Linked DNA regions of Homo sapiens: region 2 is linked to region 1. The links are chromatin loops, found by intact Hi-C in ENCODE. Cell type or tissue: endothelial cell of umbilical vein. All regions are shown on one strand. Each heading gives the region's core, and the rest is flanking DNA. Links, peaks and the distances in the headings are about the cores only.

Evidence for each region. A loop is a pair of places that touch in the nucleus more often than their neighbours do. Peaks named below come from ENCODE experiments on the same cell type or tissue, not always from the same donor. Only the 100,000 strongest peaks of a DNase experiment are listed, where the experiment ranks them.
Region 2: it touches region 1 in a loop (6-fold over the local background); 12 of 110 quality-filtered maps call a loop at or near these places.

The regions. Positions count from the first base shown.
Region 1 is chr18:55,094,754-55,097,673 of GRCh38, forward strand. No RefSeq gene overlaps it. Among named protein-coding and RNA genes, the nearest start is that of LINC03035, 11 kb to the left of the region's middle. In endothelial cell of umbilical vein, for the core only: a CTCF peak has its summit at 1,713 (motif pointing right); a DNase peak (open chromatin) is centred at 1,728; H3K27ac peaks cover 674 bases; H3K27me3 peaks cover 53 bases.
Region 2 is chr18:55,217,927-55,220,846 of GRCh38, forward strand. No RefSeq gene overlaps it. Among named protein-coding and RNA genes, the nearest start is that of LINC01929, 95 kb to the left of the region's middle. In endothelial cell of umbilical vein, for the core only: no CTCF peak of the experiment used is centred there; a DNase peak (open chromatin) is centred at 1,535.

The sequences.
Region 1 (2,920 bases), core at 311-2,810:
GAGAGCTGCTGCAATGCTGCAGGAAGAAGACATCCTTCTCCACATGAACCTTCAAAGACATCCTGTGTGAGGGCTTAGGGATCCATAACCTATTTAAAAGTCAGTGGTCAGTGCATACATCTCTCCCACATGGGAAATAATAAGAGCATTGTGACGTGGGCACAGAACAAACATGGTCCCATCCTATGGTCTTTTTCCTGTCCCCTTTCCCTTCCCACTACTCACATAGTTGAGTATCACCAGAACCTTTACTCCTCTTCCAGAAGGGTTGAGTTGAGGTTTGCATTTAGCCCATTCCTCATGCATCTGGTTGAACATTTGGTCACTGTTCAGAGAGAGTTGTACAGTGACTTCTCTCTCCCAGCCCTCCTGTTTCCTCAGATGGTTTAAGTAAGTGAGATCACCAGTAAGATTTGCAGCCCGAGTTCTGCTAAGAGGGTCTATCAGCGTGTGTCTTTGACACAAATCACTGCAGATATAAAAGAATAGAGATGGGAGAGTGGACTTTCAACTTTTCTTATCACTGGAAGTTTTTGAGGAAATGAATCTTTGGCAAAACCCAAATATGCAAAACAATAGAGCAGTATTATAGTAAAACAAATTTATTCCTTCAAAGCTTTGTCACTATTTACTCCCTATGAAGTCAGCCAAAGTGGCAATGGGAGAATGTCTAGAAACATAAACACTGTTAGTGTTTGAGTGAAGTTTGTAGATAGCAACGTAAGACTTATTCAGCATCCATGTGATGCTAATCACGTATTTTTAAAAATTCTGGAGCAGCAATTCAAATTTTAAAATGTGGACTTCAGACTATAACAAAAGATCTCAAGTCCATGCGGAGGAGAAAAATGACAAAGTTCCATACTTACAGCTGTCTTTCCGGGAAAGGTAAAAGAACCAAAATGTATTGGACTTGACAAAGTGCTAGGTAAACAAAGCCATGAGGATTAAGGTTTAGGCTCCAGTGATTAGTAGGGAAGTACAGGATAATAAGCACAGCAGGATGTCCCTCAAGGTGCTTCAGACTCCGGCTGTGTTTATTATCCCATATCAGTATGGAAATCTATGCCTGACTACATTTATGGTGTCATTTAGAACTTTAAAATAGGCACTTATTCTCAGAAAAGGGTTACTAAATTATTCACCCTGTAAGGTTTTCTTGATTAGCATAATTCCACCCATTATCTGCCTTATCAAGAATACCTTTCCACTGTAGGGCATGTGCTCCAGAGAGACGTTCAGGGGTACAATTTCATGGCGTCACGTCAATCCTGAGATACCCACCTTTCGCTAACTTGAAAATAAAATCCCCTTTTATAATTTGCAAAGTAAACTTCTCCAGGTTGACACTTTTCCTGTTGAGGAACACAGTGAGGGATAATCTGTATATTCTTCCCCTGGTTTTCTGCCAAATAGTTTACTTTTTTTATGACCTTTGATGTTAACTTTTTACTTTTCAAAAGGAGAATGCATGACTATCAATGGGCAGAGCCTTCATGTGGAATTTGGGATTTTTTTCATAAGTGCTAAGAAGGCTACGTAGAGAAGCAAGTGTGTGTTTAACTAGAAATGGGGTGATCAGAGGGAGAAAGGAGGCCATGGGGGTCTCATCACTTAACACTAATGGTGCCTCTTCCTGGGAGCTTTTGCGTACTCATGCCTTCATTTCTTTATGCTCATCCATGTCTCTTAAGCACGCCAAGAAGTTTCTGAGCCCACACTAGATGGCAGCATGGTTTACTGGTCATGTGGGCAGAGCCAAGGCCCCAGCAGCCTGAGCCCACATGATGCTCATCCTTGCTTTCTCTCTCTCTCTGTCCCTCTGTCTGTCTCTCTGTCTCTCTCTCTCTCTCACATGCACACACGCACACACACGCACACACACACACACACACACACACACATCTTCTAAAGGGTCCTAGCTTTTCCAATGTCATCTGCAACTCTATCTGGCAAAGTGGGTAAGAGTTGGAAAATCCCCCTGCAAATTGAAGCCATCCCTTCCACTGCACTGTCGGTTTGTCCAAACACTGAGAAAGGACTTTAACTTTGTGCAGCCCTGTTCCTAATCGCATCATCTGGATATCTGTGGTTTCACAAGGTGAATGAGGTCGCAGTTGCTTTATGTTTACTTTGTGAACACCAAAAAGGTCCTTTCGGTTCAGTCCACGCAATCTGCACTCTGTGTGTGTTTGAATCCAAATGCTTCTCTTTCAGAATTGAATATTCCATTTTAAAATGCCTTCCAGTTGCACCCAGGTTCAGCGTTCCTGTCTCAAAAGGAATGTGGAACGGGACCTCTACTCAGAAAGGGAGTGCCCATTGCAGTTTCAAGGGCTGAAGTAGGGGAATCTGACCATAGCATTTGAGAGCTGAATGGGAGCTTAGAGTACATCAAAGTCAGTCAATCTCATTTGACAGATAAGGAAACTGAGACCCAGAAATCTTGACTTGCCTAAGGCCACACAGCTCGTTAGAAACAAAGCCAGGACTGGAAAACTGGTTTCCTTATACTCTGTCCAAGGCCTTTCCCATTGCCCCAGTTGTGATTTATAGAAAGTCATAAATATAGAGCAGATGAAACCCCAGAGCCCTCAGAGCCCAGCTGGTTCACCCCCTGCCTACCCCACCCCCAACCAGCTCCATGAACCTCCATCCAGCCACGCTTGGACCCACCCATGTGCTCCATATCTCTGCCGCCAAAGTCCTCCTCCATGGCCAGGAAGGAGGAGGGATAAAGAGAAAGAGAGAATCGATATTCGTTGGGAAATTGGATTGCAGATACAGAAGTACTGAAATATTGCAGTACTTCCCTTGGCATTTCCTCTTGACCAGAGAAGGAAATACCAGAAATCTCATAAGCGAACCAATTTGGGCAATTTTTTTATACTCAGTATTCATACATTTCACATTTTTTTTC
Region 2 (2,920 bases), core at 240-2,739, 120 kb after region 1:
CCAGGCATCCTTTCCTTACCACACTCTGTAGATCCACTCTTCACACCTGCCTAACTCAAAGGCCTATCCCTGTCTCTTGTAAGTGCTCTCCACATTTCACGACCTCTTTCTTTTGTCTTTCTTTTTGAGATGGAGTCTCACTCTGTCACCCAGGCTGGAGTGCAGTGGCACGATCTCCGCTCACCACAACCTCTGCCTCCTGGGTTCAAGAGATTCTCCTGCTTCAGCCTCCTGAGTAGCTGGGATTAGGGGCACAGCCACCACGCTTGAATAATGTTTGCATTTTTTGTAGAGATGGGGTTTCGCCATGTTAACCAGGCTGGTCTCAAACTCCTGACCTCAGGTGATCTGCCTACCTCGCCCTCCCAAAGTGCTGGGATTACAGGCGTGAGCCACCGCGCTTGGCCTCCCACCTCTTATTCATACCAGCCAGCTTCTCCCCTCCTTCATGGAAATTTCCATATTGAAACCTCTCCCTCATCCTGGCTATCATGCTCTGTAGGATACCCCAGCAATCTTCCTAGTATCAATTACTCCCTGCCCAGTTCTTCATTGTTCCTCTATAGCCCCCGTCACTTCCATTTGCTGTTTTAGTTGCTCACACATACCCTTGGGTTGTAGACCTCTGGAGGGCTAAAGTATCATTTTATTGACATAATGGTATGTTGCAAAGGGTTCTCGGATAGGGAGGCAGGCAACCAGAGTTCCTTTTAGGGCTTGGGCATGAGCTTGAGGGAACTGTGCAGATCCAGCTAAGTTCTCAAGGCCTCACTTGCCTTCCCTTTAAAATGTATGGTTTGGCCTAGATTTTCCTATACATCCTCAGAATAATCAATAATACCATGTGGATATTTCTTTTCTTTCCTTTTTAAAATTTTTGAAACAGGGTCTCACTCTGTCGCCCAGCCTAGAGTGCAGTGGCGTGATCATGGCTCATTGCTGCCTCAACCTCCTGGGCTCAAGCTATCTTCCTGTCTTAACCTCTTGAGTAGCTGGGACCACAAACACAGGCCAACACACCTGGCTATTTTTTTTTTTTTTTTTTTTTTTTTTTTTTAGAGACAGGGGTCTCACTTTGTTGCCCAGGCTGGTCTTGAACTCCTGGGCCTCAAGTGATCTCCCACCTTGGCTTCTGAAAGTGCTGGGATTACAGGTGTGAGCAACTGTGCTCAGCTAGGATGCAGATATTTCCATCCTGTACACGTGAGCTTTGAATAACTCTGTAAACCCCAAAGATCAGCCAAGGGTTTCCAGGTATTGTTGCTTGGGTGATGGGAAAGTGATGCAAATGAGAAAAAATGCATAATCATCATTTAAGCTACCATAATTGTCTTCCTACAAGTCTACTTCTTTACAGTGCAGAAAGGCTTGCCATTGTTTTAGGTCCATTATCTTCTCTGCCTGCCGAAATACTCCTCACACCTGGTCACTTTTACAAATATCCCATCTTTTCCGGAAGCAGCTGCAGTGTCTCTCTCCACCACTCCCCAGCATGGTTTGTTCCTACCTTCAGGTAATTATTGTGTTGGTCATATAGATGCATCTATTGCCTTCCAACCGGACTTACAGGTAGGGATTGTTGCCTTTTAACTCCCCCAGTGCTTTTGACTTGATCAGCACTCGATAATAAGTCAATTGATAAATGGATGATGTGATTATTTAAATTTTTCAGGTTATGGGTGCTGTTGGGTCTCCTCTTGGTCCTTTTCCATTCCTGTCTTCTCCTTACTGCTGCAATACCTTTTATCAAAGAGCGATGGATTTTTGAGAGATGGTAATAAATGGGAGGATCTGTAAAAGGAAAGTCAATTGATTTTCTACTATAGTTCCTTTGGGTGGTGTGTGGATGTGATTTGATAAGACCCTGAGATCACGGGATACTGAGATCACGGGATACTGTGCAGACTCGAATTGTGCTGCCCATTTAGCACTTAAAATCTAAGTGGGCCAGACTCATGGCAGTGTGGGCTCCTGAACTGGATTTCAGAACAGAAAAAAAGGATATTAGTGGATAAACTGGTGAAATTCGAATAAAATACCACTGCTAATGTCTTAGTTTTGACAAATGTACCATGGTTATGCAATGTTTTACCTTTAGGGGAAACTGGGTGAAGGGTACATGGAAATGTTATGTATTATTTTTGCAACTATTCTATAAATCTAAAATTATTCCAAAAGACAAAGGTTATTTTTAAAAAAGTGGGTGGGCCAGAGTGAAAATTTTCAGTTTGGCTAGCAGACTCTTGCTGCGTGAATATTCTCACATCTAGTTATATCCCAACAATTTGTAGAATAGGTTGAAAAAGAGAACTGCAGGGAAGTTTAAAAACTCTCCTGTAAAAGATTCATGAAAAGGCAGTAGAAAAAAAATAAAAGCAAAACAAACAAAAAACAAGACTGTGGGCAGCTGGTGGGGGAGGCCTAATATTAAAGGTGGGAAGCCAAGTGGCTGCTCAAAAGGTGGGTCAGTGCAGTGACCCTGGGCTCAAAATCAGGATACTGGCTACTTGTTTTAGCCCCAAGAACTTGAGCACATCACTTTGCCTGCATTTGCCCATCTTTGAAATGGTCTCACTGAGACTCACAAATAAAGATATATAAAATAAAATAATTCCTTACAAAAATCAAGTTTTCCTATTCTCCAAAATTTTGTCATTTTTTGCTCAAGAACAAAAGAGTTCCTCACTCGTGGGCTGGTTATGGTCAAAAACCTCAAAACAGCAAGTCTGATTCTGCATGAGCATTTTCACTTTGCACTTGGCAAGTTTCAGCTTCCTCTTAGAAGAATGTTCATGCCAATGCTAAAGCCATTTGACTTCTAAATATAGTGTAACAGATGTTAATAGGAACAGTATTATTTTCTGTTACACAAAGGGTCTTTCTTTAAAAGCCAGACACCAGCCCAGTTCTGGTTAGGCTC